2 separate regions of the Homo sapiens genome follow, and region 1 is linked to region 2. The links are chromatin contacts, found by Hi-C in ENCODE. All regions are on one chromosome and are shown on one strand. Each heading gives the region's core, a stretch centred on a gene start or an enhancer-like site at or near the end of the contact. The rest is flanking DNA. Distances are from core to core; before and after follow the strand shown.

Region 1 (7,816 bases), core at 655-3,154, 750 kb before region 2:
TTCACCATGTTGGCCAGGCTGGTCTTGAACTCCTGACCTCAGGTGATCCACCTGCCTCGGCCTCCCAAAGTGTTGGGATTACAGGTGTGAGCCATGGTGCCCAGCCACCAGGCACCAATCTAAGATCTGGGCATACAGCGGTGAACAAAACAGGAAGAAATCCCTATTTTCCTGGAGCTTTCATTCAAGTGTGAAAGACACATGAAACAAAGATAGGTACATATGGTAAACTCAGTAATGCCAAGTGCCGAGGAGAAAGATAAAGCAGAAGAGAGAGATAAAAGAGGAGAGGACTTTTTTTTTTTTTTCCCAATTTTAGATAGGGTGGCTAGAGAAAACCTCAAAGGAAGTGGTAACATTTGAGCTGAGATCTGAAGGTGTTTCTATCCAGTTCATTGGAAAACATGGTGGAAAAGAATTCTTTGATGTGTCCCTATAGGTCGATGTTAATCCATTAACTGGCACCTTTGGGTTACAACTGATTAATCCACGGAATTTCTCTGTAACTTAATTGTCTAACCTACATTTCTCTATGCCATCCTTGAAGATATTTTCGGATGTATTAGAACTGGATAGTCAGTGTCTGTGGTGTTTCCCTGATGTAGTCTAGTGAAACTCTCACACAGGGAAATGAGATTAATGTGAAAAGACTGTTTTTCTCTTGTCAACTTGGAGTCGCTGTTAGTGGTTACTGAGTGGCACAGCTGAGCAGGGCAGGCCGCTGTGGGCGAGTCAGTTTCCGTGGGCCATTTTCCATCTTTCTTGACCTCTTCTATAAAGTCCAGGCAAAAAGACCCAATCCTCTTACCAATGCTGTGGGAAATTAATTCTTTTCCCTAGTACACTTTGGCAAATGTAATTCTGAATAACAAACCACTCCTTTAGCTCACTCATTTCAGCCCAAACTGAAGGTGTGACCCTTCATTGACATCCCTCCTCTCTTGGGCGCAGCTGCCTCTTAGGGGTTGAGACTGTGTGCTGGCAGGTAGCACTCTCCAGCTGTCTTGCTGTTATCTTCACACTTACCTGCAGGCTGCAGTGTTGCCATGATTATCACCCAGCCCATGCACCAGGTTGGGTTTTCCAAGTGTACAAACAGGTTGGGTGGAGGTTTCAGGTAGACACTGAATTCATAGAGCAGACAAAGAAAGCATGGGAGGTTAGCTCTGAGTTCCAAGAATAAAGTAAAGCCAAGTGCCTTCATGAAGCCCCCATAATGTTTGTAATAAAGCTCACCACTGGGCTTTCTGGCCTCAGTTTCTTCATCTGCAGAATCCATGGGCTAGCCGTGATTATACTTAAGGCTAATACTTTACCCTGAATATTCAGGTTCTAGGTATATGCTTCATTAAAACTATCTAGGGCCTCAGAAGTTTAGAATTCTGATTTCGCAAAATTCTGATAAAAAATAAAATGTGTGAACATGAGGGCAGCAATCTTGGTAATAAGGAAAAGCCTGGGGTAGGGCTGGAAACCTCGTAGGCACAGAGGCCCTCCAAGAGGTCCCTTCCCATTGATCGGGCCGGGCTAGGGCAGTCACAGCGTGCTGGTCTGGTGGAGTTTATGCAGCAACACAAACAAGAAACGCAGCAGCAGGGACAGAAAATCCCCATGAAGTCTGCCTTCTGCAACTAACTCTCGGTCCACCCCTCTCCACATCTTGGTCTTCCCTTCCCAACCCCATTCACATCCTTCCAGGGGAGAACGTGCAAGAAATTTCTCCTTTCCTGCAAGCAAAGGAATCCAGTAGTGCCACCTTGGTCAGAATGGCCCTTTGTTCTGCTGTTTAATGACTAATTATGATGCTATGAGAGGCATACACAACTCTGGCAGAGCCAGGCCCTCCTGCTCCAGCAGGGCTGAGCGGCTGGAAGTGTGTAATCTTCGGAAAGCTGTGACTGCGACCTGGAGTTGCGTAAGAAATAATTACAGAATCCAGCCAGGGCTTGCTTCTTGCCACAGGCTCCAGGCTTTTACCCCCGGTAGCTTTACATGCTTGTTAATTTTTAAACTGTCGAGTAGTAGCAGAATATTTTGTAAGCTTCAGTAATGGTTGCAGAGTTCAGTTTGGGGCAAGGAGAGGAAAGGGAGGGCGGGGGAAGGAGGTGAAGGAGTGGGTCCCATTTGCTTCCAGAACAGTTTTGTCTTTCTGCAAGCCTTGGTCCTGTGGTAGGCCTAAACTTTCCTCCTTTACCATAGAAAAGGAGTTTAAAAACAAACATACAAGCCTTGTTAAAGTCTCTCAATTTTTAAAAACCAGTTCTTTAAAAAAAAAAATCCTTTGCAATACTCATTATCTTATAAAAGAGACCTCATGTATGATTTTAATCTTAAAAAGTAAGTAAAAAAAAATTCATGTAGCTTCTGGTTAGCTACCAGAATCTTAAGGAGAAGAAAGAAAGATTTTTATCTGTGAAAACTCCTGCATGCACTAGCGACAAAGCCTGATGCTCTAATCTGCTCAGACGGCCGAAGCTTCCAGTCTGAATCCGTGGCAGGCAGCCTCTTGACCTCCAAGCATCGGTCTCTTCTGCAAAATCAGGGCGCGTCCTCTGTTGGTCTGTGTACTTTTGTGGCGCCTATCACTGTGGGATCTGGGCTCAGAGACAAAAACATCAGGCAAAATACAAATTTGTGTATTATGGAAGGAAATGCCGTCTGGCTCCCTGGAGTCACCCTTGGCTTACGTGCAGTGAGGACTTTATCCCAGGGTGGTTTGCATATAGCCTAAGAAAAAGTGTGGACGAAACCAACCCTAGAGACTTCCTTGTTTTCATTTATAAAAGAAGCAACAAGTTAGTGTTTGTGAAGTTGGGTAAAATTACTTAAGTTTTAAAATGTGCTGCTAACTGTCTCCATTGAAACAGGTAACGGCCTTCTACTCAAAAGAATGAGGAGGTTTCTTCTCTCTTCCTTTCCTTTCCTTTCTCCTTCCCTCCTCCCTCCTTTAAACCTTTATGCTTTCCTTCCCTCCTTTGTTTTCTCCTCCTTTTTCTCTTTTGTATTCTTCCCCAAATAGTAAACTATGTTTGTCTTAATAGTAAAGTAATGCACATTAATGATAAAAATGACTTCTGCCAAGTAGAATACAAGAGTGTAAGGTAAAAGATAAAATGTTTTTCCAAAGATAAAAGACCTCTCCAGCTTTACCAGATACACAGAGGTAACTGCAATTTAAGTCTTTCTTAAAATCTTTCTGAAAATTTCCTCTGCACGTGCAAACTTTCACACAGACGGATATATATCTATTTAACCTTCACTGCAAATGGGGTCACACTCGATGTATTGTCCGCAGCACACTTCTCCTCACTCAACAGTGTATCTCAGAACCTTTCCACAAGAGCATAAGAATCCACCCATGCTTAATAGTCCATTGTGTGGTTTGTATCATAATGAATTTAACCAGTTTCTTAAATTGATATTAGCAAGTTTTCTCCCCCCATTTGGGGAGATTACAAACAATACAGCAAGACGTGTCCTGGTACCCTTGCACTCTTTGCACAGATGAGAGAACAAACCCTTAGGCTGAATTCTTAGCAATGAAATTGCTGGGTCAAAGGGTATGTAAATTTTACATTTTAATAGATATTGCCAAATTGCCCTGTGAAAAAGTTATATCAATTTACAACCCTATCAACATTATATGAACTGCCTATTTCCTCAAAACCTCACCAACTCCATGTGCTATGAAACTCTTAAATCTTTGCCAATAGGCAATAAATGGCAAATGATTATTGCTGTAATTCATGTTTCAAGTAAGGAAGACAACATTTTTTTGCATTTTATGGACTATTTGCATTATTTTCTGGAATCTGGCCTTGACTACTGTTTATTTTTATTGTATTTTTTTTTTTTAGTTTTAAAAATTGACTTTAAAAGCTTTATCATTACCTTTATTTGTCAGATAGGCCACAAATATGTTTCTCATTTGTCTATTGCTTAAACAAATAGAAGTTTACATTATTTAAAGACTCACACTTACCCACCTTTTCTTAGAAAGCATTTGGGGTTTGTGCCATGCACAGATGAGCCCTGCTTCTACAAAAAAGACTTAGGACTCTTCCATGCTTTCTCCCAGAGTTCTTATGGGCTCGCTTTACACATAGAAATCTTTGCTGTTTTAGACATGTGTTCTGGTGAATGGAGTGAGATGAGGACTGGGTTTGAGAAGATTTTGTTGGCTCCACATGGTTTTGCAAATCAACCTGCTGCTCCAGTGATGACATGCTGCTGAGGGAAGGTTTGGTGGTTCCTGGGAAGTTGAAAGGATCTGGGCAAGCTTTTTGTAAGATCCAGCAGAAGCTTACTCTCTTCTTCTTGCATAGAATATTCTGCTATTGGGCTAGGCGTGGTGGTTCACGCCTGTAATCCCATCACTTTGGGAGTCAGAGGCAGGCAGATCATGAGGTCAGGAGTTCGAGACCAGCCTGGCCAACATGGTGAAACCCCGTCTCTATTAAAAATACAAAAATTAGCTGGGCACAGTGACGCGCACCTGTAGTCCCAGGTACTCAGGAGGCTGAGACAGGAGAATCACTTGAACCCAGGAGACAGAGGTTGCAGTGAGCCAAGATTGTGCCACTGCACTCCAGCCTGGGCAACAGAGCAAGACTCTGTCTCAAAAAAAAAAAAAAAATTCTGCTCTTATTCTGGCTGACCTTTGAAGGAGGTCTCACAGAGTACAGGGAAAGATAGCAAGAAGATGGTGAGAGAAAAATGGAAAACTGAGGGCTCGTGGAGGAAAGGGAGAAACACAAACTTTAAATGGGATTAATCACTTATGTGCATAAACCTTAGAGCTAATAGGACCTATTTCTATTTTGACAATGTAAACATAGAAGACAGAGAATCACTGAGCTGAAAAAAACAATTGAGCAGATGAATTATCTTCATCTTTTTCCATCTAGTTATGCTTGAAAAGAAAATAAGGAGATTAAAAACTTTTTTGTTAGTCTCATTTCAATAACATTTTTGCATTGTATTTTTTGGTTTAACAGATTATTATTATTATTTTTTTTTTTGAGATGGAGTTTTGCTCTTGTTGTCCAGACTGGAGTGCAATGGTGTGATCTCAGCTCACTGAAACCTCTGCCTCCCAGATTCAAGCGATTCTCCTGTCTCAGCCTCCCGAGTAGCTGGGACCATAGGCGCATGCCACCACGCTTGGCTAATTTTTGTATTTTTAGTAGAGACAGTGTTTCATCATATTGGTCAGCCTGGTTTTGAACTCCTGACCTCAGGCAATCTGCCCGCCTTGGGCACTATGTAATCCCATAGTGCTGGGATTACAGGTGTGGGACACCATACCTGGCCAACAGATGAAAATTCTTATGGGAGAGTCAAGGCATCTCATTCGGTATACACCCTAGGTTTTTAGTGTTCCTCCTATAGTTTCTAAATGTGTGGGGTGTTTTCACTTTAAAGACCAAGTAAGTTAATTGCACTAATCAGTAATATCAGAGGTTTATATTTCTTGGCATGAATGGTATGACATGCATGTTGGCAAAGACCTATATGGCTTTGATTTGCAACATAAATAATCCTGTAGATCAAATTCCAGGTAATTTAGTTAAAAGTTACTGAAGGTATTTCCCCCCAAGTGTCTACCTCATGGTAAACTGTGTAATTTGTACAACAATTGTAGGTTGATTGATGAGGATTTGACTTCCTCATTAAAGGTTAAGGTGCACTTTTACTATTATTAATGCTGATTACCATTTGTTGAGTATCCACTCTGTACCATATACTAAATATTTACCATACTCAACAAATAGGTTTGGGTGTGCAGTATATATCTATATCTATATATAGATATAGATATATATAAATTAGAATTTCATCCTAATGTCCTACAAGGCCTGCAAGCCCAGGTCCATTGGATTTACCAGACCATTATATACACTAATTAAGGAAACTCAGAAAGCCAATACCGATTAGTAAGATGGACACCTGAAGCAGAAGCAGCTTTCCAGGCCCTAAAGAAGGCCCTAACCCAAGCCCCAGTGTTAAGCTTGCCAACAGGGCAAGACTCTTCTTTATATATCACAGAAAAAACAGGAATAGTTCTAGGAGTCCTTACACAGGTCCGAGAGACAAGCTTGCAACCCGTGGCATACCTGAGTAAGGAAATTGATGTAGTGGCAAAGGGTTGGCCTCCTTGTTTATGGGTAGTGGCGTCCGTAGCAGTCTTAGTATCTGAAGCAGTTAAAATGATACAGGGAAGAGATCTTACTGTGTGGACATCTCATGATGTGAACAGCATATTCTCTGCTAAAGGAGACTTGTGGCTGTCAGACAATCGTTTACTTAAATATCAGTAAAATATTACTTGAAGGGCCAGTGTTGTGACTGTGCACTTGTGCAACTCTTAACCCAGCCACGTTTCTTCCAGACAATGAAGAAAAGATAGAACATAACTGTCAACAAATAATTGCTCAAACCTACGCCACTTGAGGGGCCTTTTAGAGGTTCCCTTGACTGATCCCGACCTCAACTTGTACACTGATGGAATTTCCTTTGTAGAAAAAGGACTTCAAAAGGTGGGGTATGCAGTAGTCCTTCAAAATTGAAGAGCTTTAGACTTGCTAACCGCTGAAAGAGGGGGAACCTTTTTATTTTTAGGGGAAGAATGCCGTTATTATGTTAATTAATCTGGAATTGTCACTGAGAAAGTTAAAGAAATTCGAGATCGAATACAACGTAGAGCAAAGGAGCTTAAAAAACACTGGACCCTGGGGCCTTCTCAGCCAATGGGTGCCCTGGATTCTCCCCTTCTTAGGACCTCCAGCAGCTATAATATTGCGACTCTTCTTTGGACCCTGTATCTTTAACCTCCTTGTTAAGTTTGTCTCTTCCAGAATCGAAGCTGTAAAACTACTAATTGTTCTTCAAAAGGAGCCCCAGATGCAGTCCATGACTAAGATCTACCACAGACCCCTGGACCGGCCTGCTAGCCCATGCACCGATGTTAATGATATCGAAAGCACTCCCCCAAGGAAATTTCAACTGCACAACCCCTACTATGCCCCAATTCAGCAGGAAGCAGTTAGAGCGGTCGTCGGCCAACCTCCCCAACAGCACTTGGGTTTTCCTGTTGAGAGGGGGGATTGAGAGACAGGACTAGCTGGATTTCCTAGGCTGACTAAGAATCCCTAAGCCTAGCTGGGAAGGTGACTGCTTCCACTTTTAAACATGGGGCTTGCAACTTAGCTCACACCCAACCAATCGGATAGTAAAGAGAGCTCACTAAAATGCTAATTAGGCAAAAACAGGAGGTAAAGAAATAGCCAATCATCTATTGCCTGAGAGCACAGGGGGAGAGACAATGATTGGGATATAAACCCAGGCATTTGAGCCGGCAACAGCAACCCCCTTTGGGTCCCCTCCCTTTGTATGGGAGCTCTGTCTTCACTCTATTAAATCTTGCAACTGCAAAAAAAAAGAAAAGAAAAGTATGACATCCATTATTGAAATACATAAGGAACTCAAGCAACTCAATAACAAGAAAACAAATAACCCAATTTAAAAATGGGCAAAAGACATGAATAGACATGTCTAAGGAGACTTACAAATGGCCAAGAAATGGCCAACAAGTATATGAAAAAATGCTCAACATCACTAATCATCAGGGAAATGCAAATTAAAACCACAAGGAGATATCATCTCATACCTGTTAGAATGGCCATTATCAAAACCACAAAAGATAAATGCTGATGAGGATAGGGAGAAAAAAGAACCCTTGTACACTGTTGATGGGAATGCAAATTAGTACAACCATTATGGAAAACAGTGTAGAAACTCCTCAAAAAATTAGAAA
Region 2 (7,491 bases), core at 351-2,850:
TCGCTGACGGATTTTAAGCTGGGGTCAATGGATTGGGGGAAGACAAGCTCAGACTTACTTTTGAAAAGATGACGACTCTGGCCGCCCATAGTGGGTGGATGAGAGGGAGCAAGCCCAGAGCAGTGAAGCTGGTGAGGAGACAGGCACCCCACCTGATGTGGAGGTGGTGGGAATGTGAAGAAGAGCATGGACTCCAGGGCCGTTCAGGAATAGAACTGATAGGGCTGGATGATGGACAAATGAAGAGGAGGAAGGGATGAGCAGTGATTTCCAGATGGCTGACTGGCAGCTAGTTAGGGTGATGGTGCCACTGAGTTAGGGAACATAGGGGAGAAAAGTGATTCCGCCTCTTTGTTTGGACAGCTTGACTTGGGGTTGTCTGACATGTAAGTAGAGATGGAAGTAGTTGGATCTAGAGACTGAGAAATTTGAGCTTGGTGGGCATACAGGTGGTCCCTTGGAACTCGTGCATTTACCCAAGAAGACGAAAAAAGAAGCAAACTCAGGAAAGAGTCCTGACAAGTGATGTTTTAGGGGCTGGTAGAAGAAGAGAAGCCTTCAAAGGAAACGAAGAAGGGGTGGTCATGGCGGGAGGAAAACAGAAGGGAGTGGTCAGCAAAATCTCCAAGATGAAGCAGAAGATGAAAGAGAAATGTCCTTAGGATTGCTCTTACGCTGTTGGTGGTGACTCTGGCAAATGCAGGGCCTGAGACCTGAGCCCCTAACTGGATGACATGAAAAGGAGTAATGGCCCTCATCAGGTCCCTGGGAGGATCAGGAGCTGTAACAGGAGAGCAGTCTTGGTAGAGAAGGAAGTACAATGGAGAGGTCGCCGTTGTTTCTTTCTAGCATAGTTTTGTCATGAATTAGTTGGCTTGGATTTGAGTACTTTCCAGCTCTGATGCCATTTTTTTCTATGCTTGGTATTTAAGAAAACCCAGGTATCTCTGCTGAAGCCATGTCAACATCCCCATTAATGTCATTAATTATTTTATATTTTTAGCAAGTGAAAATGACAGCAAATGTTACACACAGTCTGCAGTCTTTGGGAATATTTAGAAAGCCTTACATATTTATTTCTCTGTTGATTCAACCAATAATTTTTGAGTCTACTCTGTTCGGCAGAGCTCTCAACCTTAAGGGCCCATCAGAGTCCACTGGGGATTTTTTTTTTTTTTTTCCAGACAGAGTCTCGCTTTGTCGCCCAGGCTGGAGTGCAGTGGCTCGATCTCAGCTCACTGCAAGCTCCGCCTCCCAGGTTCACACCATTCTCCTGCCTCAGCCTCCCAAGTAGCTGGGACTACAGGCGCCCGCTACCACGCCTAGCTAATTTTTTTGTATTTTTAGTAGAGACGGGGTTTCACCCCATCACGGTGTTAGCCAGGATGGTCTCGATCTCCTGACCTCGTGATCCACCCGCCTCGGCCTCCCAAAGTGCTGGGATTACAGGCGTGAGCTACCACGCGTCCACTGGGGCTTTTTAACAACCAGTTATCAATTCTTGGCCTTACCCCTTCCCTCCGTGCCAAGCACATTCTAATCTCTGTGGCTGGAGTCCAGGCAATTTCAAGCTCCCGGGCGATTCATGTGCAGCCAGGGCTGGTCACCAGGGTGCTGGCTGCTGTGCCAGGAGCCGGAAGTGCAGTGCGAGCTGGCCTCTTGGAGCTTGTGGTCTAGGGAGAAACACACCATCTAAAAAATCACATAGGCATGTATTCAGTTGGAATAGTGAAAAGTGTGAGGTAGTGGGGAGTACAAAATTGTATGAAAATGTATGATAGGAAGGGTGCAGTCCGGTTGAGGGGAAGTCCAGGGAAGTTTTCTAGAGGAGGTGAAATCTCAGTTGAACCTAAACAACGACAGTCAGTTCTCCGGATCGGCATTGAGACGCGTTCCAGACACCGTGCGGGTGCTGGACAGTCAGTTCTCTAGATCAGCATTGAGAAGCGTTCCAGACACCGTGCAGGTGCTCGACAGTCAGTTCTCTGGATCGGCATTGAGACGCGTTCCAGACACCGTGCGGGTGCTCGACGGTCAGTTCTCTAGATCGGCATTGAGAAGCGTTCCAGACACCGTGCGGGTGCTCGACAAATGTCACTGCTCTCCAGCAAAGGTGGTGATGAATGCAGTCACCATATTCACTGGATACAGATAGGATATGTGGTCTGACCAAGGATTTTCCTACTTATACTTTCAGGAAACAAACTGAATACCTAATTTGGTATGAAAATATTTGAATTTCTGGAATATGTGTGTAATTTATGAAGACAACATATGGACTTTTTGAAACTGGAAAAATTCCAGAAAATTTCATCTATCTCGTCATATCTTTACCTCAAATATCTGATAACCAGTATTCCATCACCAAAGGTCTGAATCTTTCTCAAAGATAGAGGGAAACACACCGTCATCTTTCCTTCCCTGACATCTTAATTTATTGCTATATATATTCATTCTAAATTGCTTAAAATCAGTGTTTTGGAAAAAAAAAAGGTGACAGAAGCTTTCTTGTAACTCACTTACTCTGAGCAAGCTTGTTGCGCACCTTGTTCATCACTTGGGAAATAATCGAAAGAATGTGCGTGGAATGGGAGCAGTGCCTCAGGTTACTTTCATTACTTCATCTTTTCATTAGAAAGTGAAGGGCCGGTGCGGTGGCCCACGCCTGTAATCCCAACACTTTGGGAGGCCGAGGCGGGCGGATCACAAGGTCAGGAGTTCAACACCAGCCTGGCCAACATAGTGAAACCCTGTCTCTACTAAAAATACAAAAATTAGCCAGGTATGGTGGTATAGCCAGGTATAGGCCCAGCTACTCAGGAGGCTGAGGCAGGAGAATCACTTGAACCCAGGAGGCAGAGGTTATGGTAAGCCGAGATCGTACCACTGCACTCCAGCCTGGGCAACAGAGTGAGACTCACTCCATCTCAAAAAATAAAAAAGTGGAAACAATTCCTTACAACTCTTTGAACTTTACAGTTTTAATGACAATACAATATAAATGTCTTAAATTCACATTTTATTTTTTCTTTTGACATTCAGAACATGCTTAACTGTTCCCTCTGTCATTGTCAGTAAACACTGCTAATCTAAATGTAGGTAATTCTAGCACATGAGAGGCTTTTAACTGGAAAATTGGGGTGGTTTTTTGAACTTAGGTCAGAAGCGATTTTCACTATTAAATTTTGGAAAATCCCACTTATATTTAAAAGCAGAAAGGATAATGTAACAATACCCCATGTACTCACGCTGACTTCAGCAGTTACCAACTCATAGCCAATCTCATTTTATCAGCTCATAGCCAGTCTTACCTGCTTCTCTCCCCTCCCTCACCCTGGATTATTCTAAAACAGATCACATCATTTTATCCATAATTAATTCAGTATGTAATTCTTAGAAATAAGGATTCTTTTTAAAAACTGTAGCCAAAATACCATGACCATTACCTAAAATATGAATATTTTTTAAATATGAAATACTCCAGTTTCAAATTCAGAAAGTTTAATTTCTTCAGTATCTTTCTGAGTGCATCGATAGCATTGCCCTTGAGCTGATACTCAGTGCACAGGCAAATGGTAAATGAAATGCGGCACAGACGCGGACAGAACGTTTCCTCGGATGGAAGGAGGATTCGCCATTAGTGAAATAGAGTGTGCTTTGGCCAGTTTGCATGTCGGTGTTTTTCTGTATGTGATCATTTCTATATGTGTATGTCATTGCACACATGTTAACTTTAATATACACATATCTATGGCCGGGCGCGGTGGCTCACGCCTGTAATCCCAGCACTTTGGGAGGCTGAGGCTGGCGGACCATGAGGTCAGGAGATCGAGACCATCCTGGCTAACACAGTGAAACCCCGTCTCTACTAAAAATACAAAAAATTAGCCGGACATGGTGGCATTTGCCTGTAGTCCCAGCTACTTGGGAGGCTGGGGCAGGAGAATGGCAGGAACCTGGGAGGCGGAGCTTGCACTGAGCCCAGATTGTGCCACTGCACTCCAGCCTGGGCGACAGAGCAAGACTCCGTCTCAAAAAAAAAAAAAATACACATATCTACATTTACATCTACAGGTAATGTCATATCTATGTTTGTGTATGTGTGCGTGTGTTTATATAAAATATTTGCCTTAATTATAAGTTTGCTGGGAATACACACAAATTTTCTTTTGTGTGATCTACAACTGTTGTTGACTAGGGACCCTTGGTGGATGTTTTATTATTGTCCTAATTATATATAATATAAATGTAAGGTAATATGGGGGAATGCCTACTAAATATTGTTTGGAATTTCCTTTGAGCATCCTCTCATAATTGTGACATTTTAGATGTGGAAGAAATCTGGGAAACTGTCTAGTTTTGTGGATGCCTTTAGCTCTATTTCGCATGTGACAAAGGTGTCTCAGAGAAGCCACAGGACAGACCCACGTCCTCCGTATCCTGAGTAGGGGTGGGACTAGTGGGTGTCCAGACACGTCCTCCGTATCCTGAGCAGGGGTGGGACTAGTGGGTGTCCAGGTCACTCCCCCTCTCACCTGATCACACTCCCTCCAGACCAGTGAGTTATGGAATAGGTTACTGAACACCTCCCTCTGAGTTACATTGTTGGAGCAAATATTGCATCAAACAGGATTTCTCAATGTGATGTCAGAGCAGGTGAGCGTTCCCCTGGTAAGGGAAGGCTGGCTGGTATTTGGGGATTCATGAAGAGCTGCACCTGAAACTAGCCAAGCTCGATGAAGTGCTTCTGGTCTTTATTACTTTTATGCTATTTTGCTATACATAGGTGAATTCTATTAAGGAAATTTTACACAGACCTCATCACTCACTTCTAAAATTATATGTGCAATGTAAATAAATGCTCTGAGAATGAGCAAGTTAAGAAAATGGAGGTGAGTGAGAGAGCATCCAGTCCCTTAGGAGGGATCCTGGGAAATGTAAGGCTGTCCCTGGGAAGGCCCGCAGTGCCCCCATCAGAGCCAAAGGAACTCATGGCACATACATTGGATGTAAAGCTTCAGAGCCGGCAGCCTGCAGCGGATGCCACCTCTCTCTTGACTCGAGTGTGTCTGGTTATTTTCTGATGCCCGGGGCTCGGTGACAGAGTACTTACTTGTTTGCTTGGCACCTGCTGTTTCCTTGAATTGATTATAGCTGTCTACTGAAGGCTAGAGCATTTGAAAACACAATTACTACCGTAAGAAATTGCTTACAAATGATCTGCGGTAAAAGGACTGCCTACATTTTATCTGGTACTTTGTTATAAAGCTACATTGTTTTTATGCGGGTTTTCTCAGGAGCCTGCTTTTAAAATGAAAGCTTACTACATTCCAATATAAAGAAAACAAGTTTTAAGTAGTTCCTTTATTATAATATCTGTACTTAGACTACTAACACTGTAAAGTTGTTTAGGTAAATCCACTAGCAGAACAATGGATAAGAAGAAGAATAGCTTTGTGAAATGAAATGCAATTTTAAATGGATAGACTATAAATATTTCAAACGGAAAAATAATTCTTGATGTCTGTTTAAAGTAAATGTGGTCTTTGTGCATGAATCTAAGAAATCTAACATATAAATATTTTTTTAAGTCTGCTTTTTTAAAGCAAAGACTTTTGCTTTTCACTTTGGTGGTTTGGGAAAAAAATGTTAATTGTATGTAGCCCTGTGGTATTCAGAGAAAATGTTATGAGCAAAGATGGTGACAGATTTTCAGAGACAGCAGTCCTACATACAAAGCTACCTTTTTCCGAGAAAGCTCCTTTTGTAGATGAAGCATTTGGCAGCAGAGTTTGCCGTACAGTTGATAATTCTATGAGTCCTGCATTAGATCCTTGTCTGGACTCGTTTTTGTAGTAATAATATACACTGGTGCTAGCAGATGGTGCCCTTCGGAGTATAACACGAGGCCAGGACAGGAGCTCACCCTTGCACCTCACACACCTGGTCCTTTACCCCCAAACGCTCCACATGCCTCTTGCATCCTCTAACTCTGTAGCCCAAATGTGATCATTTAGGTTTTTCTAAGGGTGGAAAAAGATGGGAAAAACAAGAGCAAAACTAAGGTTAATATTTTAAAAACTCATCTTGAAACCTTCTAAATACTGATGGAAGAGTTTATGGTGTTTGTCCAGCCTGAACAGGTTAACCATTTTGCTTCTCTTCCCCTATGTTCAAAGCAGCCTTGTGTTCTGAATTGTTATACATGTTAAACTTTTACTACCTTATTAAGAAGTGTCACCCGTCTCTTAAAATTCCTGTGAAATAGGTCCAAAATTAGACTGCGTCTTCAGAGGTTTCCTGCCAGGAAAAGCCTTTGGTTAACCCCCTACTGACATTCACAAACAGGATTTTTAAAGGTGGTCTTCAAAGGTGTTTTTTTCTTTGTTCTGAATGTGAGTTAAAATATATGCTGGCTATGTCTGATAACTTAAGGGAGAAGGCATCAGGCTACTCATAGAGAAAGTGTTACCTTCTTTCAGAGATGCACTTAATTAGAACTTCTAAAAGGACATCATTAGAATTAGGGTTCAGTAGGCAACATTTAGAACATGGCCACACTGTTAAGTAAGCAGTAAGTTCTCGAGAATAGCCGCAGAGCAGAAGAAAAGACATTTATACCTGGCTCAGGTTCTCTTTGAAAACTTAGAGATGGTATGTTCCATCTGAGTGGTTTATTTCGAGTCTTCACAGTGGTGGAGCTATTATAGAAAGAAAACTGAATAACAGGCTGTGCTAAACATCTACCCTTTTAATAATTTCTGACACTCACTAGAGTATTAATTACTTGCTGAAAGAAATAAAAACATTTATGTTACTCCAAGAACCTTAAGATACACAAAGTCCATATTTTCAGTACAAGCTCATAACATACATGCATAAATCATAGTATTACAATTTATGATTTTGAATTTACATAGTATAAACTGTTATATCTTGCTATTTTAAAAAATACAGCTAGGACCTTTACGTACATATTTTATATCATTTTTACAAATATTATTGGGGTTAATATTACATATAATTCTGGTATTACCATAATGCAGGGTCAGGTAGACTTCCTGTATGCGAGATTAAATTACAGCCCCCATTAGGAAACCATTAGCAGATTCATTGAATTTTCTGTGGAACCACGCAAATAATTTCATAGTTAAAAAGTCAGTGTAAGTGTATTGTTGTATATGTGCTAAATCTTTTAATAAAATTATCATTTTAATTTTAAAGTTATCATAATAAGGTTGCACATTAGGAAGCTTCTTTTTTTATGGAGTTAATTTTCTAGAGATTTAAAAAATTGTTTCTCTCCTGAATATTGATCACAGCCTGAACCCAGGTTGAGAGAGGTTGGTTTAAAAAAAGGAAAGGCACAACTGCAGCGAGCACAGATATGAGATGCTAGTTTCTTTCCATCTTGCCCTCCCTGCAGCTCAGCACTGGGGTGGTGCCTTTGTGACCTGTGTACGGCTGCCAGTGGGCGGACCTCCAGGGAAG

What was found. Hi-C counts contacts between places; a loop is a spot of excess contacts on that map. Pooled maps may share reads with other maps.
Region 1: a map of MCF 10A shows a loop between it and region 2 (14-fold over the local background). The contact joins two enhancer-like sites. A Hi-C loop is called at or near these places in 4 of 168 maps with a recorded cell type or tissue (HCT116, MCF 10A, PC-9 and 1 more) and 5 of 50 pooled maps.

What each region holds. Positions count from the first base shown.
Region 1 is chr6:1,329,664-1,337,479 of GRCh38, reverse strand. All of the region lies in intron 1 of FOXF2-DT (FOXF2 divergent transcript), which reads left to right. Among named protein-coding and RNA genes, the nearest start is that of FOXQ1, 21 kb to the right of the region's middle. Within about 2 kb of position 1,904, at least 9 of the 41 ENCODE cell types and tissues checked have a DNase peak (open chromatin) inside an H3K27ac peak, as active enhancers do.
Region 2 is chr6:583,805-591,295 of GRCh38, reverse strand. All of the region lies in intron 11 of EXOC2 (exocyst complex component 2), which reads left to right. Among named protein-coding and RNA genes, the nearest start is that of HUS1B, 70 kb to the left of the region's middle. RefSeq lists an enhancer at 7,426-7,491. Within about 2 kb of position 1,600, at least 2 of the 41 ENCODE cell types and tissues checked have a DNase peak (open chromatin) inside an H3K27ac peak, as active enhancers do.